3 separate regions of the Mus musculus genome follow, and regions 2 and 3 are each linked to region 1. Evidence: chromatin loops called from intact Hi-C (ENCODE). Cell type or tissue: left cerebral cortex. All regions are shown on one strand. Each heading gives the region's core, and the rest is flanking DNA. Links, peaks and the distances in the headings are about the cores only. Region 1 overlaps Cab39 (calcium binding protein 39). Region 2 holds the start of A630001G21Rik (RIKEN cDNA A630001G21 gene). Region 3 holds the start of Mir8096 (microRNA 8096).

Evidence for each region. A loop is a pair of places that touch in the nucleus more often than their neighbours do. Peaks named below come from ENCODE experiments on the same cell type or tissue, not always from the same donor. Only the 100,000 strongest peaks of a DNase experiment are listed, where the experiment ranks them.
Region 2: it touches region 1 in a loop (2.8-fold over the local background); 8 of 42 quality-filtered maps call a loop at or near these places.
Region 3: a loop joins it to region 1, with 3 times the contacts of the local background. A loop is called at or near these places in 5 of 42 quality-filtered maps.

What each region holds. Positions count from the first base shown.
Region 1 is chr1:85,838,323-85,848,417 of GRCm38, reverse strand. It overlaps Cab39 (calcium binding protein 39), which reads right to left. Exons shown (of 9, transcript NM_133781.5): 5 at 6,052-6,220; 6 at 3,766-3,825; 7 at 943-1,008; 8 at 1-141. Among named protein-coding and RNA genes, the nearest start is that of Cab39, 50 kb to the right of the region's middle. In left cerebral cortex, for the core only: a CTCF peak has its summit at 5,963 (motif pointing right); a DNase peak (open chromatin) is centred at 5,977.
Region 2 is chr1:85,732,146-85,742,240 of GRCm38, reverse strand. A630001G21Rik (RIKEN cDNA A630001G21 gene) reads left to right here and starts at 5,635. Exons shown (of 6, transcript NM_177055.3): 1 at 5,635-5,769. In left cerebral cortex, for the core only: a CTCF peak has its summit at 5,542 (motif pointing right); DNase peaks (open chromatin) are centred at 5,555 and 6,377.
Region 3 is chr1:85,746,727-85,756,821 of GRCm38, reverse strand. It overlaps Mir8096 (microRNA 8096), which reads right to left and starts at 4,874; the gene lies at 4,748-4,874. In left cerebral cortex, for the core only: no CTCF peak of the experiment used is centred there; a DNase peak (open chromatin) is centred at 5,127.

The DNA.
Region 1 (10,095 bases), core at 1,356-9,355:
GAACACGTGGAAGGCCTCGAACTGGATGTTGCGGCTCTTGTCTCGGAGGAGGTTCATCATTAGCTTGAGGTTCTCAGGCTTGCTGATGTACTTTGTCATAATTGTGAAGTTGTGTCTGTCCAACAGCAGCTCACCCAGAAGCTGAGAAGACATAGACCATTACTCTTAAATTATTAAAACTTAAAGCAAATAAAAAAAAATTAAACAACCCATTTGATAGTCATCACTTGATGGTAGAAGAGACTAGTTTCAAAACACAGCAACAAAAATAAAAATGGACAATGTAACAAACTACCACTACCCAAAAGAAGGAAAGGGTACTAGGAAGTTCTGATTATTAACATTAAGTAATCTCTTTCCTGTTTTAAACTCTATTTAGCAGGACTTGCTTTCCGGGATGAAGGGTGTTTACCTAAGCACAAGCTAAGTGCTTCATCTTCTCACACCGGCCTCACTGACTCTTCGGCAGTGGTTCCTCAAGACAGCCCTGATGGTAAGAAACCAAGCAGGGAGCTGAAGGCACTTTCACCGGCCTCAGCGCTTCCACGTAAACTCAGTGTTTACTCAGTTACTGCTTAGCTGGGACTTTTCCTCCAGGTTGCTCTTGCACCAGGCTCTAGCTGAGGCTGTGTAGCAGCTACATACACTGCTGGGAGCAGGCATTATCCTTGTGGATAGTTGAGAGCATGCCCTGGTGCCAGCCTGCCTGGGTTCAGCTCTGTAGCCTTGAGTGGCATATTCCCCTTTGGTGTCTCTACCTTATATGTGGGCATACAGACCACCACCATACCCTGAACCCTGAAAACAAAACAACCCAACCACGCCCAAATCACAAATGTACTTTTTCCTAAAGGTCTACAACCAACACCCAATTCTCCAAGTTCAAGTCACAAATACAAAATGAAGAGAAATGAATGACATGAAAAAGAGAATGTGCCATACCTTCAGTGACTGTCTCTTTGTCACATAATTTTCTGAATGAAGTAGCTTTTCATATTCACTGAAAAACTAGGAGAGCAGAAAACATACATCAGGATAGGGAAAAGACACCTAGATAACACTGTAAAGTTTAGGACAGACTCTGAAATCAACAAAGGCCTGTGCTCTCCTGCTGACAATAATGTGATGTCAAACCTTCCTTTCTCTTGGGCCCCTCTGGTGATGCCACTTCTATTCAGGGAGCTCCTGGGACGGGTCTCCTCCAGGTTCCAGTCAGTTACAGAGATGACTCTGACAAGTCTCCCTCTACACCCTAACTCCATGTGCATAAAACACCAACACAGTGGTTCTCAACCTTCCTAATGCTGCAGCCCTTTAAGACATGTGCTGACCCCAACGTAACATTATGTAACTGCGCTACTGTAATGAATCATAATGTAAATATCCGATAAGTGAGGACCACTGCCTTAACACCACCTCACACTTTCCATATTCATTTCTTGGTGTTAAAAATTCCTATTATTTCATAAACAGGAACTCAATTTGTCTAAACCACAAAGAGAAAAATGAACCTGTTCTTTCAAGGTATCAACCAAGGAGAGAAAATAAATCTGAGAGGGGGAGAAACCTAGTGTGTTAAGTAGATGGAGGTTTTGAAAGGTGAGAACTTGCATCAAAGGTGAAGGAAGGGAGCAATATTACTTAGAATATGGGGCAGGGAAAAGATATTCCTGGAAGAAGCACAAGGAAGTTATAGTTTGAGAGACCTGGGGAGTGCAAAGCTGCAAATCAGAGCTGATAGGGCCTACCATGGCTTCAAAGTGGGGATAATAAGAACATGTCACCAGAGTAGGAACAATTAAAGTCAACCCACGGCAGGCAATCCAACTCCCCGTTAAGGATGTTAACAGAAAATTCTGAGCACCAGCACACATCTTTTAACTGATTGTTTCCCCCTATGCTTTAGTTGGTAAAACAAACAAACAAAACAAAGAATCAAAGTGGTTGGAGTTTTAAGTGCAAATATTTTATGATAGGACTTGATATTCCTTCTCCCTCAGATCTGACTGTACTCCAAACATTTCTGTAAAAATGTCTTTCTAAAATCTTGTTAGCTGATGTCACAGAGTTGAGGCCTTGTGGAAATAAAGTAGGTTAACAATGACTAACTCTTACTATGGTTAGCACGGTCTCTATGAGCTTTAGCATCAGAGGCCACACTCTCTTATCAGTGGGCATACGCTACTCTGAGGCTGCAGAAGTCCCAGAGTAAAGAAAGCCTTTGCTCTTAGGACTTGAAGTCAGACTCAGGCTTCTGATGTTAGAGCAGTGGTTCTCAACTTTCCTAATGCTGCAATCCTTTCTCTCCCTACCCCCTCCCCCTCTTTTTTTTTTTTTTTTTTTTTGAGATAGGGTTTTTCTGTGTGTCTTGGCTGAACTTGCTCTGTAGACCAGGCTGGCCTCCAACTCAGAGCCTGCCTCTGCCTCTTGAATGTTGGGATTAAAGGCACGCACTACCACTATCCAGTGCTTCAACCCTTTACAGTTCCTCAGGTTGTCATGACCTCCAACCATAAAATTATTTCCTTGCTTTTTTATAACTAATTTTGCTACTGTTATAAACCATATGTAAATATCTCATATGCAGGCTATCTAGTATGACCTTTTAAAAGGGTCATATCAAAAGGTTGAGAACCACCCTGTTAAAAAGCCTACGTTGCTCCAAAGAAACAAAAGCTGCCACCTCAAACCAGACACACACACAGGAAACACCCACATCCAAACACTCATGGCGGAAATAAAGTGCTGTCAATGTTTAAGCCACTGATGAGGCTGCTTTCTTAGCCACATGCTGTGCTGCTGCTGGGAGAGGGGGAACAAGAAGGACATACGAGGAGAGGAGGAAACACAGGTTCTGCCTCCAGAACCTTATAATGGAGTGGGATAGGAAAGCAAATGATGAAATACAACAATATTTAAAACTTCAAAGATTTAAACTACTAGTGGAAGGATTAAAAATTAAGCCAAGTCTTGTAGCATGGACGGGAAGTTTAAGTGGAAAGTTATTATTCTAAGTTCTCTACACGTGCCTATCAGAGCCTGGACAGTGTAGTGTATAGGGGCCTACTGTGGCACTGTGAGAAGCCCTCCAGAGGAAGGGAGAGGTATACGAGTGAACACAGGCACTGTAGCCCTGGGGTGGCTGTGTGGCTGACGGGCAGTAAGTCATCAAGCACCCGGGATCACTGACAGCTCTCTGGAGGTCATCATTGCTGGGTTTGACTGACACTGACACAGAGCTGGAAGCAACCTTACCGATGGCTAGTCCAATGTCCTCACTTTACAAATAAGGAGGGTTTCTAAGCCCCCAAGCAGTGAGTGCCTTGGCCATGGCCACAAAGGAGTAAGCAGCGAAGCAGGGGCAGTGCTGGGGTCCTGCCCACTAGGCCAGCGCTGCTCAAATCCTATCAGCTGCTGCCTCTTTCTCTCTACTTGTGTGCAGCAACTGATGAAAAAGGAAGAAAAAGTATAAAAGTCAGACTAAATTCTCTTTGCATCTTAACTAGATTATCATTCAGGAGCAAAACTGACCACTTCCCCCTTCTAAAATAAATAAAAAAAAGATGCAAAGGGCAATGTATGAATCAAGGTCAAATTTTGCTTCAGACTTAGTAGTCCTCAATGTTGTTTCAGTAAAGTGATCATAGCACTATTTACAAATACTAAAGAGTCAAATATCCTGATGTAAAATCTAACTTAAATCTCCATTTAAGTTAATTTTTGTTAAAAATTACAAACATCATTTAAAATATTTCACATACTTACTCTATCATAATGTTGTTCCAAAAATTCTGCACTGAGCAATTTATGTCTTGTAAGTAAATCCTAGAAGAAGAAAACATGTATTTTTAGAGTTGCTCTCCATTAATGCTTTCTTAGGAAAGAGAATTCTAAAATATCCACCAAACTGCCTAATAAACTGTTGTTAACTATTAGCACACAGTTGCTACTTAATATTTCATAATTTTTCTCAGGACCATAAAGTGACCATGAAATGACCTTGGTGTCACTTGGTCAGAACTGTTTATGCCTCATTACAGGTGGCCCTGGCCCAAGGTCACACACATGGACACCAATCCAGCTTGAGCTCCTTTGTGGAGATTACTGAGATCTGGGTATGCAGGGAGTTGATCTGCCTCTCACCTCCCAAAAATGTCCCTCACAGAAGCTTTTTGTCTGTCCAGTCATCTACTCCTGACCTTAGACTCTGACTTAACATCACTTCCTCAGAAAACTTTTCCTGATGTGTCATGGTTGTAATTCTACATGTGCTTGTGGGATTATTTAGTAAGTTCTCTCCTTCATTAGACTGTCAGTTCCATAAACACAAGGACCACACCACACTGGTATTTACAACTTTTGAATTTCTGGCACCTAAACTCTTCCTAGTACATAGCAAGGGCTTAGTGTTAATAAATACATCAATGAATGGATGAGGAAAATTAGATGATGTGTTCGGGGAAGCATCATACTCAATGTTCTGCATGGTATGCTGTCTAAGAAAGCTTCTAACCCCACCCCAAGAATTCACACTGTTCACTGCTGCACAGGGCTTGTGCTGTGTTTCCTCATTAAAGAGGGTGTTCAAGAAACTTTGCTCAGTTCCCCCAAGTCTCTTAACTGTGAGAGTTAAACAAGAGAAATAAAAAAGCTGGAATTAAGTTTCGGCCTCTCTGGAGATGCAGTAGTCATTTTACTGAACCCTTCAGTAACCATCTGCTGCTCAGCGGATGTCACATACAAGGTCTCTCTGCATGTGACAGGTGCTACAACCCCCTTCACAGGCAGAAAGGAAAGTTCAAGCATCAATGGTTGCAATGCAAAAGAGGAACACAATTACTTCCAAGGGAGTTACCAACAGAGAAAGCATCTAAGCCTCCTTGTCAAAGAGCATGTCCACCTTGTAGCCTGCTACCATGCTTGTTAAAGGCTGATGTCCCCTGAGTAGGTACCACAAGGACAGGGCTTCTATGTACAGGCCACTGCTGAATCCCCAGACCCTAGAATAGTGCTTGAAACAAGTCAGGCACTCGGAAACTGGATGGATGGAGACTAGCATGTCAGAATCTGTTCACGGTGATGCCACTTCAATTTTGTGGCTGAATCATACTTGCAGGCAATCTGAGTAAGTGCAGCCAAAGGGCCCTCTTTCACACAAGGCAATACCACACCTCTCTTCATGCTGGGCTGCTGCTCCTGAATGGGGCACTCCCTTCCATCGATGCATCCTAATCGTGAGTCTTACCCCACAAATGCGGTGAGCTTGAGACATCATGGTGACACTTAACTACAGTTTGCTTCCTTCATACATGACATGTACACACATTATCTGAGAAATTACTTAAAGCTTCTGCAGAAGCTGTACTAATTTTGGAAAATAAATCCTTGGTACTATTAATGCCTTAGTCAGGGTGAAACCTTACTGTCAGTCCCCAGGCCTTCCTCCTGTCCTACCGTATTCATTACCCTTACATACGAACTTTACCCAGAGCCACCCTTGTCTCAGGGGCTCTTTATTAAGAAGCTGAGCTCTTACAAGGAAAGTGACAATTCTGTGTTAGTGTTCATGGCTTCTGAGTATGAGTGAGCTACATGTACTAAACAAGAATTCAACAACTTATAGCTGTCCACCCTGAATGTGGTTCTTGTATTTGATAACACATATATTCCAAAATCCATGGCCTCTGAGCAGAGGCCAATTCTATTACCCCATCCAGTGCCAGCCAAAGGAGGCACTACAGAGTGCCTCATCACAAGAGAAAGCCTGCTTGTTGGACAATCTGTATATTATCTATGCCACACTTAGTGAATAATTGAACAGGAAAGTGCAATTTTGACCTTACAGGACTTTTGCTTTTCTGATAAGATTTGAGAATTTAATTTTTTTACATTACAATTTTTTTTGTGGTTTTACTACAAATACCTGAGGCATACAAATGTGTATAAAGCACATCTCTATTTCCACTAGAGGGCAGTGTGAGTAGAGGAGACAAAGATGGGGAAACAATCTGACTTGCAAGTGTGCTTAGAATTTCAGTTTTTAAATGTTACCTTGAATGTAGCAAATGCATCTGAAGCTATGTCAAATGTTGACATTTCAACATATCTGAAGAAGTCATAAAACTGTTCTGACCACAAAATGATTTTTGCAAGTGGTTCATGTCTGATGCATTCTCTTAACATTATCCCACAATTAAGAGCTATTTCTGGAGATTCATACCTGTAAAACAAAACAAAACAAAACAAACAAAAGCCATACATGATTTCTCTTTCAAGACAGCAAAAGTGAACATTTCAAACTTTCTCAATGGAAGTTTCAGATACTCCTAAGTGACTACAGCCACGTTACAGCAGGGTCATTTGATCTGGAGCTTACAGCTGCATGCAGAGGTAGACAGCTGCGTTCAATCAAGAAAATTCTGCTGGGCAGTGGTGGCACACGCCTTTAATCCCAGCACTCAGGAGGCAGAGGCAGGCGGATTTCTGAGTTCGAGGCTAGCCTGGTCTACGAAGTGAGTTCCAGGACAGCCAGGGTTACACAGAGAAACCCTGTCTTGAACTGCCCCCCAATAAAAGAAAAAGAAAACTATGGCAGAGACCATGAGACTAGTTCTGGTGGGAAAAGTCTAGAAAGAAGAGATATGATATCTAGGACCTTAGCTTACCTACCGTGCTCACAACAACCAATAGAACTACAACCTGAAAAGAACAGTAATAGAGTATTTTTCCAAATTCAGAAATTGACAGTATAAACACAACATGTCCATCCATCAAATATACAGCAATTATACATCACTGTTTCGACACTCAAAACAGTACTTCCAGATTCTCAGAGACATGTAAACCTCACACAATTGCAAGCCTCACTCTGAAGGTTTTACAAAGCATCTCTACCATGGAGAACCGGGGGATCCCAAGATCCTGGCACCTCCTCACTAACTCTGCAAATGCTGCCTTTTCCTTTATTCTCAGTTCCTCTCAGCATTTCTTCCTTTGTCATCATGAAGATCTCTCAGCTGGGCAGGCATCTCCCCTTCTCATAGACTTTCCTTTTCATAGACTGCTACCTGCTCAGACAGGCTGCTCTCGTGTTCCAAGATACCAATGTTGGCTCTGCCTCTTTCCCACCGACAAGCTCACATATGTTGTGTTTTTTGGTAGTCAAACATTTCCCAATACTCTAGTGAAATAATTATTTGGCCAGCAGAGACTTCCTCTTGGCTAAAACAGGACTGACCAAGATCTGTCTGTGTAATGTTCTCTGATGGTTCTCTTCTTGTCTATCTATGCCTTTTTGTTTTGGTAGGGTTGATCAAATTCAAGGCATTGTGAATACTTGGCAAGTATTCTATCACTGAGCTACAACCCAGCACTATCCCTCTCTTTAAAAATAGGGAAGAAAAAAGTCCCCCCAGTTCTCCTTTTTATTTCCCCGTGTTCCCCCCCTTCTTTCTGTTGTCTTTACCTGCTAAGGACAGCCCACAATCTCACAACCCCCACTGTGACTGAATTTCCTTTCCCCAGTTCACTCTTTCTGAAATGTGGCTGGGTATTTTCCAAAGTACCTGAAAAACCTCAGGAAAGGTCTATGTAAGTTGAGCATATCTAAGATGAAACCTCAACCCTGCCACTTAAAACCAAGACCTAACTTCCCACCCCCTCGGCTCTACATTTTGGCACCAGTGCTCTGTCTCTGACGCCTATCATCACAGACGTGCCATCATGGGGAAATGTTTTGCATCCATGCTGCCCATTATGGTGGCTACTAAGCCACAGGTGTGGCTATGCAAATGAGGGATGGAACAGCCATGATTTAAAGTTAAATTATTACACATGGTTAGTAGCTACCATACTAGCTTCCCTGCAAATCTTCAGCTTTCAGCACTTCCTACTTTAGAAATCACTGGGCCTTTTACTCTTCAAGTCTCTCTCTCAGCTCTACTTCCTTTCCTCTATCTCCACTGCCGCCTGCACTCACACTGTAAGAACTGCAAATGCATCCTAACCTTAAGCCAACAAAGTTTACCACCAGTGTTTCTAGCTTAGAGTTCAAAACTACTGCCAAACAAACTTCTGGGCACACTGTCCTCCTGGGTTTGCTGCTCTGGTACAAGCCATCACCTAGCCTGTCATAATAGGGTTCAGTTCTGCAGCTTACTGCTGCCTATCTCATGGTAGTCATTTTGGCTCCTGGACCGTTTTCACCAGTGATATCCCATCAGGATGCTTTCTTTTTTCTGTCTATGTAAATTCTAAGCTCTCTGCAAGTCTAACCTTAAAATGCTTCCTTTTTACAAACCCACTTAGCTGCTGAAATCCTGAAGTCTTGATTTTCTGCCTGGCAGCACTACCCCCTGTCCTTTAGTTGTACACGTCTGCCTCAGTTAGGGCACAGTACTCAGCATGTACACTGGCTCTCATGTGATTAAAAGGTCTGTTCACCAGATAGCTGATCATAGCATGAATCTTTGCTTATCTCTTATAAACAGGACACTTGCAAGACAAGGGTAATGAAGTTTAGGTTACAAGTGTGGCAGGTTTTTCAAGCTTGTCTAAATAATTAAACCATAAGCCAGTGAATACAAGGCAAACAGTTATGCTGTTCAACCTGTTAACACTAGACTGGGGATCACATTAGATTTTAAAAAGCTAGTAAAATACTGTTTCTAAATCCAGTCCATGCCAGTACTTCCTGTATACACACTAGAATCAGCAGTACCACCCCTAAAAGCTTCCATCAAAGTACTTAGAGCCTAATAAGTCAACCACATTGAACGTAAGTAATCTAAACTATTTAATCAGCTCAAGTACAGATATCTTAAAAGGTGGCTCACAGTGCTTTTTATAGAGTGCCACCTTCCAGGTCAGGCAGGAATCGTATGAACTGAGTAAGGTGTCAGAAAGCAAAGAAGCCATCACAGACCAATTGGGCTCTGCCAAAAGAACAAAGGAGCACACAATGGCCTGAGGTGGGACAACTTAAATATAGAAAAGTAAAGTTTACAATGGGCTAAACCAGCTTTGTGTTGGTTTATATACTGGCGGTCAACCTGACAGGATGAGGATCATCTAAGAGGCAAGCTCCCCAGCACACCTGTGAGGAACAATCTAGCCTAGGTAGCCTCAGCATGCTCGTTAAGGTGAGAAGGCAAGGTCGCCTCAACAATGATACCATCACCCCACGGGCTACAACTACTGTCATGGACAAAACAGAAAGGAAAAGTGAGCGGAGAACTGACTACCAGCACTCCTGACCAGCCCGTCCACCCTGACCCCCTCACCCACCCTCCAACTGAGTACAAAGTTAACCCTTCCTTCCTTGGACTGCTTTTGTCAGGACTATTGCAGGAAAAGTAACTAATATAACATCCAATATAGATTTTGAGTTAACGATGATGCTCAAACAATATATTCGCTCCTTATTCAAGTTAGTGGGCTAGAACACCAATGCACTAAAGCACGGCGCTGGCTTTCACCAGACTGTAGCTGTGAAAAGCCTGTGCAGTGCATACACGGCAGATGCATGAGGAACACGGGGAGCGCGGGGAGCAGCCTCGCCGAGCTGTGTGCAGGGAGAGAGGAGGAGCCTCAGAAAGCAGGAAAGATGCAAGGCTAATGGCTGAGGTGGGGTTGTGGGTAGGGCAGGCTTGCTGTCTCAGGTCCCAAGCCAAGCTTCATTCTAGGCCTTTCCTTCTTACCTCCTCGGCCAAGGACTCTGCTCACCAGCCCAGAGAGTTTTATGCTTTCTCTCTCAAAAATCTTATTTCAGCTTCCAGTGACAGCACATGCTTTTAATACTTTGTTCAAAAATTAGGGGTAGGTAGATCTTTTAAGTTCAAGACCAGCAGGGGTTACACAATGAGAATACAAAGGTTTTTGTTGTTGTTGTTTTTAATTCTATACATTGTTTAAAAATTATTTACATCAAAGCTACCATGAAGTAATAGGAAGTGTTAACGTTTAGATTTCAATAAACCTTTGGTTTCTATAACAAAGGAAATTCTGGTCAGTATCACACTGTTCTAAGAACAGTCAGATTTCAGACTATTCATATAGCATATTTTCCACAGGGACACTGGACCGATACAACAGTAA
Region 2 (10,095 bases), core at 1,379-9,378, 110 kb after region 1:
ATTCTCAAGGATGGGTGGCTGAATTTCATTTCTTGGGTGGGGTATAAGCTGTGGCCTCAAGCTTGGTAGCATGTTACCATGGATACTGTTTGATAATTACTTTTGGACATATATTAAACTTCTTTTGGTATCAGAACCTCATTGTTTTCTTAGTTGAAGATGTTCTATTGTGCCTATAAATAACCACTTATTTAATGAGGTCCCTGGCGGTATTTGGAATCTGATCTCCCTCTTTCCAGTGTTTTCATTATACAGTGCATACGGCTGGACATATATTTGTTTACTTGTGTGTTCTACAGATAGAGGAAATATTTCTTTAGGAAGCCCCCAGATACTAGTCTTTTTTAAAAGATTTATTTATTTATTTATTTATTTATTTATTTACACAAATAAAAGACACTGTAGTTGTCTTCAGACACATCAGAAGAGGGCATCAAATCTCATTGCAGAAGGTTGTGAGCCATTGTGTGGGTGCTGGGATTTGAACTCAGGACCTCTAGAAGAGATATGCTCTGGAAGAGCAGTCAGAGCTCTTTACTACTGAGCTAACCTTCCAGTCCCTGGGTACTAGTCTTAAATGCTAAAGCCAAAACAATGGAGTTGTAAGGAAGAAAAGATTTATTTCCGATGATGATGATGGTGTTTCTGTGCACTGTGTGAGGGGTTACACCCATGCCATGGTTCCCATATGGTAATCAGAGGACTCTACCTTTTCCTGAGTGTCAGGGGGTCTAACTCAGGTCAGGCTTGTGTGGCAAGCGCTTTCCCCACTGGACCATCTCACCCTTTCCCCGAAAAGTCTTTTCTTCACCGGAGGCAAGGTCTACAATGGATACGTCTATAACAAAGGGCAGCTTGCTGAAAGAAAAGGGTGCACAATTTATCGACTGAAACAGTACGTGAAATGGGAGCCTTCGAAAGTGAAGACGCACAGACACAGGGAGAACTGGACCTTTCTGCTTAGAGGGACAGCTGCGTGGAAGCACCGTTGGACAGAGAGGAAGTCTACGCTGTAGGAATGAGCTGGGGCTAGGTGGGTTGAGCAAGGCCTGTTTGTTCACATTCCTTTCTGCTTCTAGGTACCACAGAGGACACCTGTCAGACTTCCTTCAGCCGGAAGGTCTCAGCATGCCAAGGGGTCAGGCTTTGAGTGGCTTCACCTAACTTAATAAGAATTGGATCTTGCTGGGCCCTGGGGGTGGGGAGGAGAGGGGGCGGTGCACACCTTTAATCCCAACACTCAGGGAGGGAGAGGCAGGTGGCTCTCTGAGTTCCAGGCCTGGTCTACAGATGGAGTTCCATGATAGCCAGAGCTACACAGAGAAACCCCGACTTACAAACCAACAAAACGAAACCAAATAAACAAAACAAAACTAAACAAAAAATAAAAAAAAAACACTTTATCTTGATAGTAGTGGTAGTTGTATAACTGCTCGTTTATAATTTTTAAAGTTTTATGATTTTTTTAAAAAAGTGCTCAATTATACTACAGCATAAAAAAAGATTAAAACCTCCCCAAAGGTGACTTGTCTTTAAGAAGCCCACATCTATGTTCTTGAGTCTATGTTTCTTTCTTCTTAGTACTTCTTTCTCCTGCTTAAGGCTATGCTACAATGTCTTCATTAAACCCTACTTCCACACCATTAAAAAATAGTATCAGAACTATAAAGGTAAATGACTGAATTTCAACCTCAGGGTACAATTCATTTTAAAAATATTTAGCCAGGTGACGGTGGCAGTGCACGCCTTTGATCCCAGCACTCAGGAGACAGAAGCAGGCAGATCTCTGAGTTCAAGGCCAGTCTGATCTACAGACTGAGTTCCAGGATAGCCAGAGATACACAGAGAAACCCTGTTTTGAAAAACAAACAAACATGATTATTATGTATGTGTGCTTAGGACGTGGGGAAACCAATAGTGCGGTTATAGGATAACTCTGTAGAAACGGTTCTCTCTTCCCATCTTTATGTGTGTTCTGGGAGTCAAACTCAGTCCTCCATGGTTGTGTAGCAAGCACCTTTGCCCACAGAGCCATCTCACCAGCCCAGTGAGCCACACTTTAATGAAAACAAATAAAGTAACTGGGTCATTGAGAATTAAGTGTGCCACCAGCCCCAGCTTTATGACAATTGCACTGAGTGAGCTCTGACCCCCATCTATGACTCTCCTTGCTGGTTCCTAGGGCATCATGGGAGGAAATGGAGCATTTCAGGGGCAGGAAGTCAGATGAGTTATGTGATGAAAATCTATCTTCTGTTTCAAGATGTGGTGAAACTCCCACTAGCTGCCATCTCCAGGTGTCAGGCAGGAAACTCACTTATGAGTAAAATCAAAACTTCAGTGTGATTGGTCTACAGACTGGACAAGCACTAAGACTTAGCCCAACACAGACTTAAGCCTTTGAAGTCATTCTGTGTTTTCCTGGTGTCTTAGAATTTTTAATTTTTAAAAGATATATTCATTTTCCTTTTTTTTTTGTTTTTTGTTTTGTTTGTTTGTTTGTTTTTTCGAGACAGGGTTTCTCTGTGTAGACCTGGCTGTCCTGGAACTCACTTTGTAGACCAGGCTGGCCTCGAACTCAGAAATCTGCCTGCCTCTGCCTCCCAAGTGCTGGGATTAAAGGCGTGCACCACCACGCCCGGCTTCCTTTATTTTTAAAGGTTTATTTATTTGATGTATATGAGCACACTGTAGCTGTACAGATGGCTGTGAGCCTTCACGTGGTTGTTGGGAATTGACTTTTAGGATCTCTACTTGCTCCAGTCAACCCCGCTCGCTCCGGCCCAAAGATTTATTTATTATTATACATAAGTACACTGTAGCTGTCTTCAGATGCACCAGAAGAGGGCATTAGATGGTTGCCGGGATTTGAACTCTGAACCTTCGGAGTTCAAATCCCTCATTTTTCCTTTAAATATATGAGCATTTGTCTATATGTCAAAGCCTTGTATGCATACATGTGTGCCTCATGCTCTCGGAGGCTGAAAGGGGGTTGGGGCTCCTGGAGTTACTAAGCTGTCACGTGGGTGCCAGGAACTTAACCCAGATCTTTGGCAAGAACCACAGGTGCTCTTTCCTGCTAAGCTACCTCTCCACTCTCTGGAGTCTTGGTTTTGATCTCCTCAAGAAACAGACACTGAGGGGCTGAACAACCATCTGTAATGAGATCTAATGCCCTCTTCTGGTGCATCTGAAGACAGCTACAGTGTACTAAGAAATAATAATAAATAAATCTTGAGCCTGGAGTGAGTGGGGCAGACCAGAGCGAGCAACCTTCATTCCCAGCAACCACATGATGGCTCACAACCGTCAGTACAGCTACCGTGTTCCCATATACATAAAATAAATAAATAAATAAATAAATAAATAAATAAATAAATCTTAAAAAAAAAAAAGAAACAGACACTGAGATATGAGTTTGTAAACTGTGGGGAAGCAGCCACAGAGTGGCCTGCATCTGTAATCCTGACATTCCTAAAGGACGGGTGGGGGGGTGGAGGGTGGTGTGGGGGGAACGTGGGGGGTGGGGATCAGCCAGAAGCTCAATGGACAGCTAGCCTGAAGCACTTAGTAGGAACAGAAACAAGAGAAGCTGCTTCAGCAAGGAGGAAGGTGAGAGCTGCCTTCTGATCTCCACACACCAGAGTGTCAGGGTTCATAGACACCTATACTCACATAACACGTACCCAAAAATAACTTTAATAAGATTTTTAAAAAATGTTGTTTCATGTTGTTTTGCCCGTATGTATATGCACCATGTGTGTGCAGTATCTGCAGAAGCCAGAAGAGGGCATCAGATTCTCCTGGAACTGGAGATACAGATGATTGTGCATCACCATGTGGGTGCTGGGAACCAAACCTGAGTCTCCCACAGGAGCAACAAATGCTCTTAACCACTGAACAATCCCACCAGCCCTGTAAGGAAGTTGTTTTAAATAAGGAAGTAGTACTAGCAGAAAGAGATCAGAGTTTTTCTACAGAGGAGTCGAGGAACTATGAAGCTCACCCAAGACCGTCCTGTTCCTCCCTGGTTGAGGTCTGCTTCTGGTTACATGAAAACCCCAGCACTTCCCATTTGGACTGCTTCAAAGCTTTCAGTATCCAGGCTGGCCAGATAAAATCCCACAGGCAGAGTTGCAGGTATTAGCAAAACACAGCATTTCTTTGCAGGGGTGCCACCCACATATTCGGACACCATAGCTTGAACACTATCACATCTGCTGGAGCTGGCTAAAGTCCCTGGCAACACCAGAGGTTTCATTTAGTGATAAGAAAGGACTCGGTTTAGTAATCACCTGGGCCACAGAGGAGCTGGCTAACTGCTTTTCCTTCTTGCTTGGTGTCTTCTCTTTGGTATCATTGTTTCTTTTTAGTCTCTGCAAGACTGGAGGGGATCAAGAGGAAGGGTTGGGCTTAGAAAAGGCTTTTTTTTTTTTTTTTTAATACTTCTGGTAAGGCTGCCCCTACCGCCCCCAGCACAGCTGTGGCCAGTTTGTTCCATGCCAGCCAACTAAGCAGCTAAGACATATCATTGCTGTAATGTGCCTGCCAGTTATTGATGCAGAAAAAACGACTCCCCTCAGAGCAGGGCCATGCTGACCACATACTCTGTTATGTTCTGTACGTTAAGAGGTTTGCTAATCTTAAGATATTCCACAACTATAAGCTTCAGGTAGGACTCATCAAATTAAAGGTCAATACGAACTGTTATGTCTAAAATGGTTTGAGTCAGGGCTGACTACTGGGCAGCACTTCTAGGTCCTGCCTGTGAACTCATTGTGGGTTTTGCAGTTTTATTTGTTATAAGTCTCTCCTGAGAAATGTCCAGTGTGTATCTTTGAGCTGTCGTCCTGGCGGATGAGTCTTGTGTTCAATAAGCCATCCCTGTTTAACTGAGATAGGTGTTTCTGTGGTTTGTGGGGCGACTCCTGGACCCCAACAACTTGCTCCATTGTAATTTTATATTAGTACTCTCTAGAGTACTCTTGCATGGTGATCACTTACTGGGGAATATTTTGGTGATAGCTCCACGAAGTCTGACATTTCTGGGTGTGGTGATTTGAATGAAAATGTCCCTCTCTCACGGTCTTAGGTGGTTGGGTGTGAGGTTTCCAGTCTAAGGTGCTGTTTGGGGGAGGATTAGACATGGTGTACCTTGAGGAAGTACATCTCGGAGTTTTGAGGTTTCGAAGGCACACACCGTTTCCAGTCCCCCACCCCCATTCCTGCAGTAAGAGATTCGAGCTCCGTTGTTCCTGTACCGTGACTGCGGCTGATTGTTTCTATTCTCTGCCATGTTGGACTTTTACCCCTCTGGAACTGTAAAAGCCCAAATAAACTCTCCTTTACGATGCCTTGAGTGTGGTATTTTATCAGAGCAGCAGAAGAGTAACTGCTACAGGTCCCACCTTCAAAATATTTCATTATGTGTAAAGCAAATATCATCAAATCTCCAAAAGCTGGAAAGCTAAATATGATTATGGTCCAAGTGGTTTCAGGCTGAAGGCCTCTCAACCTGTATTTCTAAAGGTGCAGTAACCAAGTGCTACCACCAGAGGTCAGGATAGACTTTGCAGAGACCCGAGAGAGGGAACGTGGTACAGGGAGACACAGAGGAAGTGAATGCAAATTTCACTAAAGTTTTCCCTAAACCCACCCCAGATCGAGGTCCTAGCTTTCGCTCTGCTTTCTGTACTTGCTACTGACCACAATTGACGCCCGCCGTGAGGAAGGCTGAAGGTGTCCCCTGCGGACTCCCCCAGACCCAAGGTAGCTAACTGGGGAGGAGGTGGAAGGGTGTTTGGGATGAAGTGAGGGAGAGGAGGGAGGGAGGCCTTGACTCCCAGAGGACTCCTTAAATGAGTCTATGAAATAGCCCGATACCAGACAGATTAATGCACCACAGAGAGCAAACTTATTAACGAACAAGAGAGGTGCTTAAGCATTCTTTTGGAAGGGGAAGGGGTGTTAGGCAGCCTGTGAAGTGTTTTAGGTGAAAACAAACAGATAGAATGGATGGTGGCTTGAGACAGAGTTTCTCTGAGAGAGCTGACTTCTAGCTTCCTCTCCTGGCATGAGACAATCACTCTTCTATGGAACTCTCAGGGAAGCACTGCTGTAAGGGAATTCTCTCAAAAGACCTGCCTTTAGGCAGAAGAGGGCTTTCAGAGAAAGTCTCCAACACGTGCTGTTTCTCCTTGCTCATCTCAAGGGTTCCAAAGTGGTACACTTGGGCTGCTATGTCCTGTACTCCTTCCTGTAAGAGGGTCAGGACCGGAGCCATTTACGGACCAGCCTCAGGGGAGCACCCAGCCTGAGGTCATATCCTTCAGGGAGGGAAGGGGTGGAGTCTGCCCCCAGGGGGCCACTGCTGATTTCCCCTTAGTGCCCTGCGCTGCTCCTCCTGGGGTAGGGTTGTGGTTGGCGGGGGTGGGGGTAAGGCTAGGAGGTGGGGGTGGGGGGCAAGCAGAGGAGGTGCCACTTGCTAGCCCCTGAAGCTGTCTATATGTGTTTGCTCATTTTTATCGCACCGGCAGTGTGGTTTGGGATGGACCAACTACCGTTCAGGAAAGGACATTAGCAAGTTCCTGCTTCTAGAGGAAGAGCTAAGGGCTAGGATGAAGGCTTAGCACTTCTTTGTCCAAGTTTAATTCCTGGTTTCGTTTTTCTGTTAAAAATCGTTAAATTTCAAAAGTGTACTCAGACCCTGACTTTCCAGTTCAGCCCTGCCCACATCCAGTCGTGGCCTAATCGAGGGAGGAGGGCAGGGACCCCGGAAATCTTTCTTTGCCAATACCCAGCATTGTTTTGGAGAGACTGATTCTTGGTAGAAGCTATAATCCAGCAGAATAGAAAGCTGGGGTGATCTGCCAAGCCTTTGCTCCGACTGGGTCCCATTTTGCCTTTGTCCAGCTATGTCAACACTATCCAAAACAATTACTGATTCAACAACCACTATAGAATTTCCAACAGCCCTTCCCACCATATTCTAATAGTTTGGGCTTTTCCGGCCCACAAAAATGGAGATGCTGAACCTCAGAGTCGTACGGTACTGTAGGGGCCCCTGAAGAGCCAGAACGGTCTTAGGGAAGAATACAGATAGATGGATGAGTTACCCTTTCCATCTCTGAAACACTTCAAACCTGCAGTTCCCAAGGCAGTGGGGTGCTCTGGCGTGGGGACTAACAAATGGACTGAAGAGAGATACATGAGCAGGCATAGATAGTGGGTTTTCAGCAGGGATGTTAAGACTAAACTGAAATGTTTAATGCTTTTGAATTTCATACATAGGTACTGTGTTTTCATCATTTCCATTCTCCTGTCCCCTTCACTGTCCCCTTCACTGTCCCCTTCACTCCCTTGCAAAGCAGTGGCCTCTTCCTCTTTCACTATTACTGCTATACTTACACAATGTATGTATGTATGTATGTATGTATGTATGTATGTATGTATGCATGCATGCACATACATGTGCACAGCCTGCTGAGTTCCTCTAGTGTTGCTCCCATGTCTGTGTGTATAGGGAGAACCACTTGGGGTCAGATGACCTATAAGGGGGCTCATCCCCCAGATGCCACCTCTCAGCAGCTACTAATTACTAATTAATTCTTGATGCAGGGATAGGAAGAGCAATTAGACATCTACTCACTCCAGACAGGAAGCAGGTGTGGGTCCAGGGCCGTTCAGAGATTCACAGTCTCAAAGTCTCAAGTTTTGGTTTTAGTAAAGTAAAAGCTTTTTTTTTTTTTTTTTTTTTTTGGTTTTTCGAGACTCGAGACAGGGTTTCTCTGTGTATCCCTGGCTGTCCTGGAACTCGCTCTGTAGACCAGGCTGGCCTCGAACTCAGAAATCCGCCTGCCTCTGCCTCCCAAGTGCTGGGATTAAAGGCGTGCGCCACCACGCCCGGCAAGTAAAAGCTTTTTATACAAACAAACAAACAAACAAACAAACAAACACAAATGGCCAGGACCAAACCAGAAAGAGTTCCCCAGGTAAGTTCCCCTACCTATTGTTAGTTCAAAGATTATAAAGGTGAAAACTATACAGTTGTAATTTGGGTAAGACAAATTAACTCGTATCCTGTCTGTGAGCAGGCAAGGCTTGATTTTGTAAACAGATGTCCAGCAGGTACCTCAGTCATCCAAGCTAGGGTTTCATACAAAAATGGGATTTAACAGTTAGCCTATTTGATCTTGTGACCCTATTACTTTGTTGGGATAGCTGAGGAGGTGAAATATTTTTGTAACAATCAGCAGGTTTTAAGAATAGCTCAATTGCATCAGGAAATAGTCTATCTCAGGCTAGCTGACAGGGTACATTCAAGGTAGGGGAAACTTCCTTATGGCTTATACAAGCTCAAAACAATTTTGTTTTTACAAGGCTTGCACAGCAAGTTTATCCTCTAAACACAATGTTCACCATTACAGAAGCCATGACAGACCAAACTGTGGATACTACCAATGTCCTACTTGGTGAACCAACGCGTTTTACTGGGGTTACTTACAGGAACATGGGTGAGGGGTTTCTTGCAGGAACAGAAATGACTCAAAGTTGCATCAGCAAATACCAGCCCAACAAAGCCAACAGCTCCCAAAGCTAGGAATCTGGAACACAGTGTACACAGCCTGTAGGCAGCTCAAACAGGTTGGGAAATGTCCTTTCCTGGTGCCTCGGTGGGTCTAAACCTCAACCAGGCGGCCCTGCTGGTTTCTGTTTCTTTAAGGAAAGCTGTTTTGATCCTAGAATCAATTCTTTGCTGCTTCTCTGCTCTGAGAGTCATCTTAGCAGCTTGCCTTCCCTTCACCTGAGAAGGACTTTGAGCACTGACTTTTAACTCTGGCAGAGAGGGGCCGAATGGATCTGGTCGATTTTAGGAACTTCCTGAAGCTGTTGAATTGTTTACCTTCCTGCTTGAGGATCTTACTTGCAGGATGGGATGTTTTAATCTCTGAGGAAACTGTTACATAGTATTCCACCCCTTTCTCCTCTCCTCATTACTTTCTTTCCACCTCATCTCATCCCTTAACTTTGGAGGGGGTGACTATAGATGTCCACCTATGGCTAGGAAACAGGCCACCATGCCACAGTAACAAGTCACTTGTTATCTGGAGCTTCACCAGGAGCTATGAGTTGAAGCTGACAGTGATCTATGGGTGCAGACACACAAATTTAGAAGGCAGTTGAGCAAGCACGCCAAATCCATCTAGAAAATCCATCTAGAGATTGCTTTCCCATTGAGGCCTATGACCTCCTCATCTGCATGCTTTTGTACTGGCTGACACTACCAGACGTGAACTCCCTTTTGTGGAGTGGGCCTTAAATCTAATGGGAAGGTTTTGCCCATGACAGCTGAGCCACTATTGCACAAGCAGGCACATCCTGCTAGAAAGCCGGTATTTCAAAATGCAGGAACAATAGCTAAGCAGAGGTGTTGGGTGACAGTTCCACACCAGCAGCCTGTGTGGCCCCTTCTGATACTATGGGAGCCAGCCAGCAGGATGTGGGTTTACCGTTATGTCACAGCTGAATTTCTCACCCTATAGTCAAAACACACAGATATGTAGTGTCTTCAACAATAAGGTTCTATTGTTTAGCCCTGGTATACAACCAACCACAGTAGCAATAGCCTATATCATGTGAGGACCCTCAGGGGCTTCTCTGGCCAATGACTCACAGGGAGGTAGCCTATCCTGGGCCTGAGGATTTTCATTCCCTTTCCTCCTGTGTATGGTATTGTTGGATTTAAACTCTTCAGCTGTTGGTGCAGTCACTAAAGATTGCTCAGTGGCCTTAAAGGACTTTGGCCCTGGGACAGCCTGCATGGCATTGGGACTGGGGCTTATAGACACCACATTTCACTATTGTAAGTATGTATGCCACCTTTGTAGGGTTTGATTCTGTGCTACACCAAATGGACCTCAGCCTTTATTCTAGACCTTTATCAGATAAGCCATTTTTACAGTCATTGAAGGTGGAGCAAGTTATGGATTCTGTAAGTGTTACAGCTCGGAGGGTAAAGGCTTTGAAGGGGCTCTAGCCAACCTGAGCATGCCAATCATGGCTCTGGAAGGCCTTGCCCTTCCTCCCAATTCCTTC
Region 3 (10,095 bases), core at 1,230-9,229, 91 kb after region 1:
CGGCCCTGGTGCCCAGTCTCCTACGTACATAGAAGCAGTTCACTGAAACGCTGGCTAGGGCTTCCCTTCCCAACTGACTTCACCCTCCTTCCACCACAACCCTGTGGTTGTCCAACCTGGCTTTGGAAATTAGGTCAAGCCAAAAATGGCCTCTTTTGGGAGAGTCTTCAATGGGTAATAAGTTGGCTGCTTATATTAAACACATTTCAGTGGATGGGTGGGTGGGGACCACAGTAAATTTCTTTTTTTTTTTAACTTGTTGAATCAGTTTCACAGAAAGTCAGACTTTCTGACTTCTCTCGAGGTTCTGTAGAGCCACAATGACCTTTGGGGGCTGCCCCTAGAGCCAGTCTCCCTCTTACTTTCCAGATCTTATCTTTCTCTGAAAGTTGAGTTCTTTCCTCTCCCAATTCTTATGTTAAATGCCTCATTTCTATGCCTGAGCATGCCATCCAGGGAAATAGGATTATTCAGATGAGATCAGCTTGGAATAGTATGGACCCCTGTAGAGAACATAGACACACAAAAAGGGAGAAAGCTATGTGGAGGTAAAAGCAGAGACCAGAACAACATTTCTACAGGCCAAGGAGTACCAAAGATTGAAAATAATAATAACAATAATAATAGTAATAATAATGATAATAATAATAATTTAATAATGATGATGATAATAATGATAATAATGATGATGATAATAATGATAATAATAATAATAATAATAATCCTGGAAGCCAAGAGAGTCTCCTGGGATGAGTCCTTCCCAGCATTCTCAGACGTGTGGCCCAACACACATCTCCATCTCAGATCGCCTGCAGAGCTGTAGTGGGTTCCTGCTGGTCTTGAATTACCTAGCACATGGTACTGGTGAAGCAGTCCTAGGAAACTAGACCAGCCCCACCGCTCACTCGTATTTGGTAGCTAGATGGTTACCTGTCCTGCCTGGGCCCCAGATATACTTGCATTCTCACCTGCTGTTATAGAACTATGTCTTCTTTACAGTAGATGTGCTGTGGTCTTGATTCATGGAAGGGAACATTCACAAGATCAGGTATATCAGCATTCCCTTAAGGAAGGTGTGTGTGTGTGTGTGTGTCTCTCTCTCTCTCTCTGTGTGTGTGTGTGTGTGTGTGTGTGTGTGTGTGTGTTCATATCATCACATGGATTCTGCTTATGCTCCCAGCCTACCTCCGAGTTGCATGTAATTCTACTTCAGTGCATGTGACCTAGACAGTTGCTAGACTTGCAGTGATTCCCAACCTGCGAACTGTGACCTCTCTGGGAGCCAACAACCTTTTCACAAAGGTCTTTAACTAAGGCTGTCTGCAAATCAGATATTTATGTTACAATTCATAGCAGTGGCAAAATTATAGTTATGAAGTAGCAATAAAAATGACTTTATGGTGGATGTCACAACGCTAGGAACTGTATTAAGGGGCTGGCGCATCAGGAACGTTGAGAATCAGTGCTAGAGGGTTTAGGAACAGAAGGTAGTCTGGAGTGGGGAACACCCATAGTGCAGCTTTTATGAATTATCACATAAATTGGGGTGGGGCTTTTTGTTTATGTAGCTTCCCAAGTAACCTAAGTCCCTGTAAATAACCCCAATAATTTCATTGGTTCACCAAGATGGATTTGAATGACATGGTGATTTCTTTGGTCACACAACATATGAGTCAATTCCTTTAGGTCAGAGGATGATGTCCCCATGTCTGTAGTCTTGAGAGGTCAAGAGGGAGGTGATCTGGAGAGTAAAGACCTGGAAGAGGTAGTGTCCCCAAACTGCAAGGGCTCATTATCCCACAGTATTGGGGGGAGGTGACCAGAGTCCCCAGCAGAGGACTGAGTGAAATGTGGCCCAGATTTGGCAGCAATTTCTAAACTGAGAAGGACACGGGGAACCACATACAGTATCTTAGATGTTAACGAAGCTGTGGAAACTGTCAAATCGAGGCCTTCCCAGGAGTTCCAGGTATACATGCATCCTAGACTCTGTTGTAAGGATGACGAGAGCCCAAAGTTGTGGGAAGAAAGGAAGCCAAGGCCAGCCTCAGAATGCAAGGGCTTGAGAGCGTTAAGGGCAAATAAATGGCACTTATTCTCTTAGCCTGAAGAGGCTAAGGAAGCAGACTGGGGCAGCAGAGCAGCTTTAAAATATCAACAATAACAACACACATGGCCTCACAGCCAAGGTCGACCTTAGACTTCTATCCTCTTTTTCTTTTCTTTCCTCTCCTTTTCTCATCTCTTCTCTTCTTCTTCTTCTTCTTCTTCTTCTTCTTCTTCTTCTTCTTCTTCTTCTTCTTCTTCTTCTTCTTCTTCTTCTTCTTCTTCTTTTTAAAAGCTTTATTTATTTATTAATTATATGTAAGTACACTGTAGCTGTCTTCAGAAACTCCAGAAGAGGAGTCAGATCTCATTACGGATGGTTGTGAGCCACCGTGTGGTTGCTGGGATTTGAACTCAGGACCTTCAGAAGAGCAGTCGGTGCTCTTACCTGCTGAGCCATCTCACCAGCCCCTCTTCTTTTTTCTTTCTTTCATTTTTATTTTTGAGACAGCGTTTCTCTGTGTAGCCCTGCCTTGCTTGGAACTCACGCCGCAGACTAACCTCGAACTCACAGAGATCCCCATGCATCTGCCTCCAGAGCGTTGGATTAAAGGCTTGGCCTTGAATTTCTAATCTTTCTGCTACCTCCTCCCAGGTGCTGGAATCACAGGCATGTACCACTAACCTGTTTTAAGTGAGGTTATGGTGTTGGGGACTGAGCCCAGAAACATCTTCACGTTATGGGAACACATTCCAAGGAGCTACCTTCTCTGCCCCAGGAGTAGGTGCTCTCACTGAGACCACCGACTTCTCCACAAGCGAAGCTTCTCCATGCACGCTGCCTCACAACACCACTCATCTCCTTCTTAGCCTCTGCTCCAGTTGGGAGTTTCTGCTTAGTGTATCTCCCTCCTCTTCAGGGTGGTTTGAGAAGGCAAGTCTGAGGGACAAGCCATGTCACCTCTTGCAGAGGGTTCAGTAAGTTGGTTAAGCCCACTGCCCACTCCATCAGCCCCCTGGGTTTTCCTAGCTCCTCTGTCCCTTCAATTCAATTGTTCATGTGCATAGCACAGGATAAAACAGACCCGGTCCTTTTCACACATCATGGATCCCTCTTGCGCCTGGTGGTGACACACGTAGTTATGGAGCAAGGAAAGCAGGCAGGGAGAGGCAGGACTGGGAGCCATTTTTATTAGCACAGGGAGGCTAAGAAAGCCTCTGATCAGTGCCAGGCAAGGTCTGAAGGGTGAGTCACCCCAGGGCTTTTGGGCAGAAGATGGGGTCAGTGCAAAGGTCCTGCAGCAGGACAATATTCACCACGTTCCCAAATGGCTAGAGCTGTCCCATGGTTGGATGTTCACGATGTGTGACTAATGCCACCATCAATCACAACAATAGGGAAACACTGCTGTTTCGAGGCAGCAGAGCTGAGCACCCAGGAGGGAGACCAGGTAGGGGCTTTTACGGATAATTCAGGTGGATGGTAACACATGTCTAGACCTGAGTGTGATTGTGGAGGCAAGAGAGGCGGGACAAGCAGACCTGGAAGTAGGAAGAGGTCTCCTTGTGGAGGAGTGGTTCAAAGGGTATAGGAGTTGAAGGAGAGTGAAGGGAGGGGGATCAAAATACATTATATACTTACATGAAATTGTCAAAGGATAAACAGAAAGAATTAAAAAACAAAACAAAATCTCAATCAAGAACTGGAGAGATAACAGAGCAGTCAGGAATACCTACTAATCCTACAGAAGATCCAGGTTCGGTTTTCAACATCCACATTAACCAACTGTAACTCTGGTTACAGTAGGGGCTCTGATGCATCGTGTCTACCTGTATGCATATGGTGCACAGGCACACACACACACACACACACACACACACACACACACACACACAAATTTAAAAAACAATACAAAACAAAACAACCCAAAGAGCCCTCATGTGTTGAATGCCCTGCTCCCAGTGTTTAAGTATGGCGGTACACGGCCTATCTTGAAGGAGGCTCAGTGAGCTCCCTCAGGTGGACTTAATCTATGAGTCTGCTACCTGGGTAAGAAGAGGAGCTTAGGGTACAGATGCACACAGAGGGAAGACCACATGAACACTCGGGGAGAAAGCAACCGGAGGCCTGGGGGTGGGGGGAAACAGCATGTTGAGTACTTGAGCTCAGCAGTGCAGGCTTCCCCATCAGGGAAAAGGCAGTCGATTAGGCAGGCCTAGGTTACTGCTGCTCTGCTCGCTATGTCTATGTCTGTGTCTAGCTCCCTTGAAAGGACTTTGCCTAGCTAGTTGCAGTTGATCCTAACCACAGCCCTCAGAGATATATGCTCATTTCTCAGATGCAGAAGTGGAGCTCTGGAAAGTGGTGACGGAGGAAGGCCTGGGGGAAGGTGAGCACGCAGGGAACAAGGCCTTATGGGAAGGGTGCTGCCAGCTTGACTTCTGAATCTCCTCTTTATCTGCAGCCAGTAGAAGGTCAGACCTGTCTCTTCTCACCCTGCCCCTCAGAAGGCCAAGGTTGGATCCCTCTGCCCTCTCATGGACCACAGTGTGCCTGTGTCTGTGTAGGGCCTGTGGTCTTATGTTAGGTCCTGTGTTAACCCCAAAGCACTAGTCTCTAATTTCAGACACTGAGATCAGTGGGGGTGGGGAGGAGAAAGGCGGCTTTGGGTGGGAAGGGTATGTGAGTGTCTCAAAGCTGCGGTTCTCAGGCACAGACTTGCAGACCTGCTGGGGAGGCAGGGTAGCAAGAAGAGTCTGCGAGGATTCCTGTACTCTTCAGCTACCGTGCCCAGTCAAGTCACGGCCTTGAGTTCTTACTGAGACCTGGATCCATGCCTTAGTGTGTTCTGTAAGTCTTTGTGTGGTCTATCAGCAGCTATGAGAGTCCTCAGTTAGAGAGAGCGTGTGCGTGTGAAGCTGAGAGGTGGCTCTGTCTGTGCTGGCTGTCTTAACCATGAACCAACACTGCTCACACCCCGTCTGGTGCTGTCATAGGTTGCAGTTGGAGGCACACTCGCCACAGCCCTGGGTCAGGCAGAGAACCAAAAAGGAAGCTTGTTGTAAGAGGACGGAAACTGCCAACTAGTGTGACAGAGATCTAAACCTCCCACGTGGTCTGTAATCCTCTGCCTGCTCTGCCTCCCCCACCCATGACCTCAGTCTGAGAACTGCAGCTTGGATCTGGGCTCTTCAGGGCCTGTCACACTCAGCCATTTTCACAGGGATGTAGACAGGAGCTGGCCAGGGGCTCTAGCCCTCTGCCTCTGACAACAGCTGATTGTGAAATGCCCTGGTTAGTGTACACCAGACAAGAAAAGGGAATATCTTTGGGGCTGGAAATGCAGAGACTACAGTAGCCTTGAAGCAACTGGCTGTCCATCTATGACGACTCTGCAGAGGGCTGTCCCTGGGCCGTACAAGCTGGGTTTCTGGAATCTACCTGGAGGCCTCTTCCTCTTTATTGAAGTCACACCTGTAGAGGCTTGGCCCTTTTCTCCCTTCCCAGGCCTGAGGGGCACTGGTTGTCTAGAGCTGAACGTGCTATACTGAGGTGAGGCTAGAATGGAAATAGGGGTGGGGGGAGGGGCTCAGAAGCGTGGCCTATGTCTGTTAGGGGACAGCCTTCTGCCTCTATCACACCGTGTCTCTTAACACTGTCAGAGGGTAAGACTGACATTAGGGCAGTTATCCTGGGACCCAACTTTGTTAGACCTGGAGATATAAGGGGGCTGCCATCGATTATGCCTGCTGGAAAAGGCTGCGGGGGGGGGCACATCTAGGTACCCACAAATAGCCCAGCAGAAGCTGCTGACTACCCGTTCCTTCGGAGCCTCTCAGGCTGTGACCACAGGGATGGGACTGGCATCTGCTGAAGGAAGATTGTCACAGTGTAGGGACTGTCTCTCTGTGTCCTACTGGGTGTTTCTCTTAACCCTGCCCACCCCCACCCCCAGCCTACATCCTGCCTAGGTACCTGGTTTCACTTAGCAGTCAGTGTCCTGGTTATCATTTTATGGGTGATTCTGTAGTTTCAGAAAGAAGCTGCTGTGTTCTGAGAAGGGGCTTTCTGTATCCTCCATGGGAAGGGCAATGTGTCCCTTGAGACTCAGGGAGCAAGTATCTCCGAGTGCCCGGAGCGGGAGGGGAAGGATGCTGGGGTCTGATCTGACCTTCCCAGGATTGAAACAGGAGAGAGTACTGTGGAAAACAGGACAGGAGGGAATGTTGGGGGTGGGACAGCAAGGTCTGGGCAGGAGCCCTGTGTTCTTCTGACTGGGCTATGAGGCAGTGGTTGACATGGGGTAAATAGGTAGGGCCAGGACCAGGAGGATGTGGAACTTGCTGTTGGAAGAGCCTGAAGAAGAATTGCTGATGTAGGAGCTCAAATGCTGTAATGGGCGCGGGACACCCGGAAGGAAGCTGGTGGTTGAAGGAGCAAGGCGGTCTAGGGAAGGATTTTTTGTGGATCGAGTAACCACTTGATAACCTCAGGGCTCCACTATGAGGAGGACCCTAATGTGGGTCAGGGCAGAAAGACCCATGCACTTCTGAGGAGCTCAGAATAGGGATGGCCACAGCCTGAGGCTAGAGAGGTCAGAGGCAGGCGTGGATCAATCGGTAGTCCCATAGTACAAAAAAGCAGAGGCTAATAGTAATTAGGGAGATATGCCTGGTCTCTTTTGTGAGCATAAAATGAGATGCTCAGAAATGCTGGCCTCAGGCCAAGCTAGGGCAAGCCACAGTCAACAGCAGCTGTGTTATTACTCAAGAAGCCAGCTTCATCTGGTGCCACATAGGTGCCCTTTCTGCCCTTCCCTGACTATTTACAAGGCTGGATCCACCCTGGTGAGCTTCATCTTCTTTGCCTGTTTCCAGCTCTGGGACCCCCTCCTCCTGACCTTGTGGAAGGTCTATTCCTTGTGTGCCTATCTTCAGTACCTCCCATCTCTAGAGGACCGAGTTAGGTGCCCGCTCTTTCAGCTGGCCATTTCTATAGGAAGAACTATGCACTCCAGTGCCAACAGGAAGACCGAGTAGAGGGCTACGGAAGACAGGCTTTTTGGGACATAGGGAGGGACTCCTCTGAGGTCCCTGAAGAAATGACGTCACTGTCCTGGATGTAGGTCCTGGTGTCCTTTCGGCTACTTTTGGACAGGCCTCGGGCACTATAGAGAGTGTTCCAAATGCAAACAAGGAAACTCCATCCCAGCGATAGCCCAGGGAAGGCAGCCGTGGGGTTCAAATGGCCATCTGCGAGTCAGAACCTGCTACTCATCAAGGGATGCGACGATCACCTGTCCAGTTACGAATCTTCATCTACCCACCCCTTTGTGTGTTCCTGTCGACATGGCATCCATTTGACTGCAGGTCCCTTTGGACTCCTCAGGTCTTCCCATCCTTTCCTGGCCCTCATCTTCTCAACCTCTCCCACTGATTACTCCTTTGCCTACTCCACAGCTGCCTCCCTTTCGACCCATTCCCTGTAGCAACACCAGAGTCCTAGGAATGCGGAGCCTTCAGCTTCCGCAACGGCGTTCCTGTTCAGTTACCTTTCAGGTAAGGCCAGCTCTTCTACGAGGCAAGCAGGCTCCCCTCCCAGTGGACAAGTTGTCTGCGACATTCCTAGGAGTCTTTCTCTCAAAAACTTGACGTCAGGCCCATGGAAGTCTCCCTGAAATCTTGGACCTCTGTGTGTAGTCCAACTGGCCTCAGGGTCACTCTGTGGCCAAGGCTGGTGACACGGGAGGAGGATCTTCCTGTCTCCATTTCTCAAGTGCTAGGGTTATGTGTGTGTGTGTGTGTGTGTGTGTCTGTGACCACGCCCATTTTAGGTGGTTCTGGGGATCAAACCCAGGGCTTCATGCATTCCAGGCAAGCATTTGAACACTGGAACCATATCCCCAGCTCCTGAATTTTATTTTCAGTGCTTATGTCACTATCTTTCTTCTAGGTTTTCAGACTTTAAGTGACTATATCCATTGTAGCCAGAGGTGGTAGAGCAGGCCTTTAATCTCAGCACTTGGGGGCCAAAGCAGGCAGATATCTGAGTCCGAGGCCAACTTGGCATATATAATGAGTTCTAGGCCTTCTATCACATCATAGTGAGATCCTGTCTTATAAACAAATTTTATTTATTTATTTATTTATTTATTTATTTATTTATCTATTCGTCTATTTATCTATTTATTTTGAGGAAGGGTCTCTTCATGCAGTCCTGACTGTCCTGGAACTCACTGTGTAGATACCTTGACCTTGAACTCACAAGAGATTTTCCTGCCTCCGACTCCCAAGGGCTGGGATTAAAGGTGTGCACCACAGTCCTGGCCTCCATTGTATTTAGCGGCTTACTAGGGAGACATGGCTTCTAGATTCCCCCCTCAGTTGCCTTTCCAGGTCTCCTGGACACTAAAGGTGTGCACAGTGTATGGGTAGGACCATCCATCCATGGCTGTTTCCTCCTTGTAGTCCTGTGCTCCTGGAGGGTTTTTTTTTCCAACTGCTAGCCCTCATTGAGAGGGTTATGTGTTGAAAGAGTATCGTGGCCATTGGGAGCCAAGGAATGCCACAAAAATCATACCACACAACAGAATTCAGGCAAGAGATTTATTTGGTGGGAAGGGATGCAAAATGGCTGCCTCTGAGCAGGGGTGGAGACAGTGGTAGACCATATCATGAAGGCAGAGTTTATAGAGGATATGGAGTGCAGATATGGGGGAAAATACAGCCTGCTGGAGACAGTGGAGATGCATTGCATTGCTATTAGCGATGATGGGGCATGGGCTCTGAGTCATTGAAAGCAGGGAGGAGCCTGGCTCCTGAGTGTGGGCAAAGGACGTTCAGTGGTTCCCATTAAACCCAGCACTCAGTAGCCAGAACAGTTCCTAAATTTTATTAGGTGCTTAACACAGGGATAGCAGCAAATTCAACCAAAAACCTACAAGAGATCTCCCTTCCTCTGCCTCCCAAGGGCTGAAATTAAAGGTGTGCACCACATCTTTATCAAGAAAACTTTATTATTCTATAATCTGCTCTGTGTCTCAGAACCCGTTTCCACCTGGATAGCAGCATACTTTGTTCTTCTGGGGGGATTCCATGCTCCTTCCCAACAGTCCACTTATATTCTATTTATCCCATTTTCTCCCTCCTGTTTGTAGCAGAAGCCAAACTGAGGTGGCCCTCTGAGGCAGGCAGCACTGTGGCAAAGAGGTCTGTCATTAAGAGGGCTCTTAACGGTGGCTGCCACCAGCTCCTCCTTTAACCACAGTTGACATTTGTCCCTCCAGTGTTTACTGAAGATGTATTTTGTCCTAGATGGCAGAAAACAGCGTCTAGGATGAGTGGCTTCATTCTTATCAAAGAGTCCTGACCATCCCCAAACCCCTAGATCAGACTTTGAGAAAACAGAGCCCTAGAGGAAGAGGTGATAGACAATAAGGCCACTAAACCCTTATGTCCTTCCTCAAGGTGGAGTAAGCCTGGTCAGTCACTGATAAGTCTTGTTTTTTTTTTTTTGTTTTTTGTTTTGTTTTTTTATTTTATTTTATTTTTATTTTTTATTCTTTTGGTTTTTTGAGACAGGGTTTCTCTGTATAGCCCTGGATGTCCTGGAACTCACTTTGTAGACCAAGCTGGCCTTGAACTCAGAAATCCGCCTGCCTCTGCCTCCCAAGTGCTGGGATTAAAGTCTTTTAATATACAAATGAAGTAGGGTGTAAGGCTCAAGGGCCCTCTGCTATTAAAGGGGGCAGGAATGGTTCTTTTGAGGCTGGGGCTTCAGTGTCAGTCTAGGAATGAGTAGGAGACCCAGAACTTCAGTGTGGAAGGCCAGCCTAGGACGTTCACATTTATCTTCCCATAGTGGTGGAAAGGGGCCTGCCTTGCAGATTATTGTTATTAATGAATATTGTGTAGGAACTGTTGGTACATTTCGACACTACTAGCCAATGAACTCTTTCACGTGTGAATTATCAGAACGCCCATTACCCCAGGCTTCTGTGTTTATGTTGAGAACATTCGGAACTCTTGCTCTTTGGAAATAACCACTAA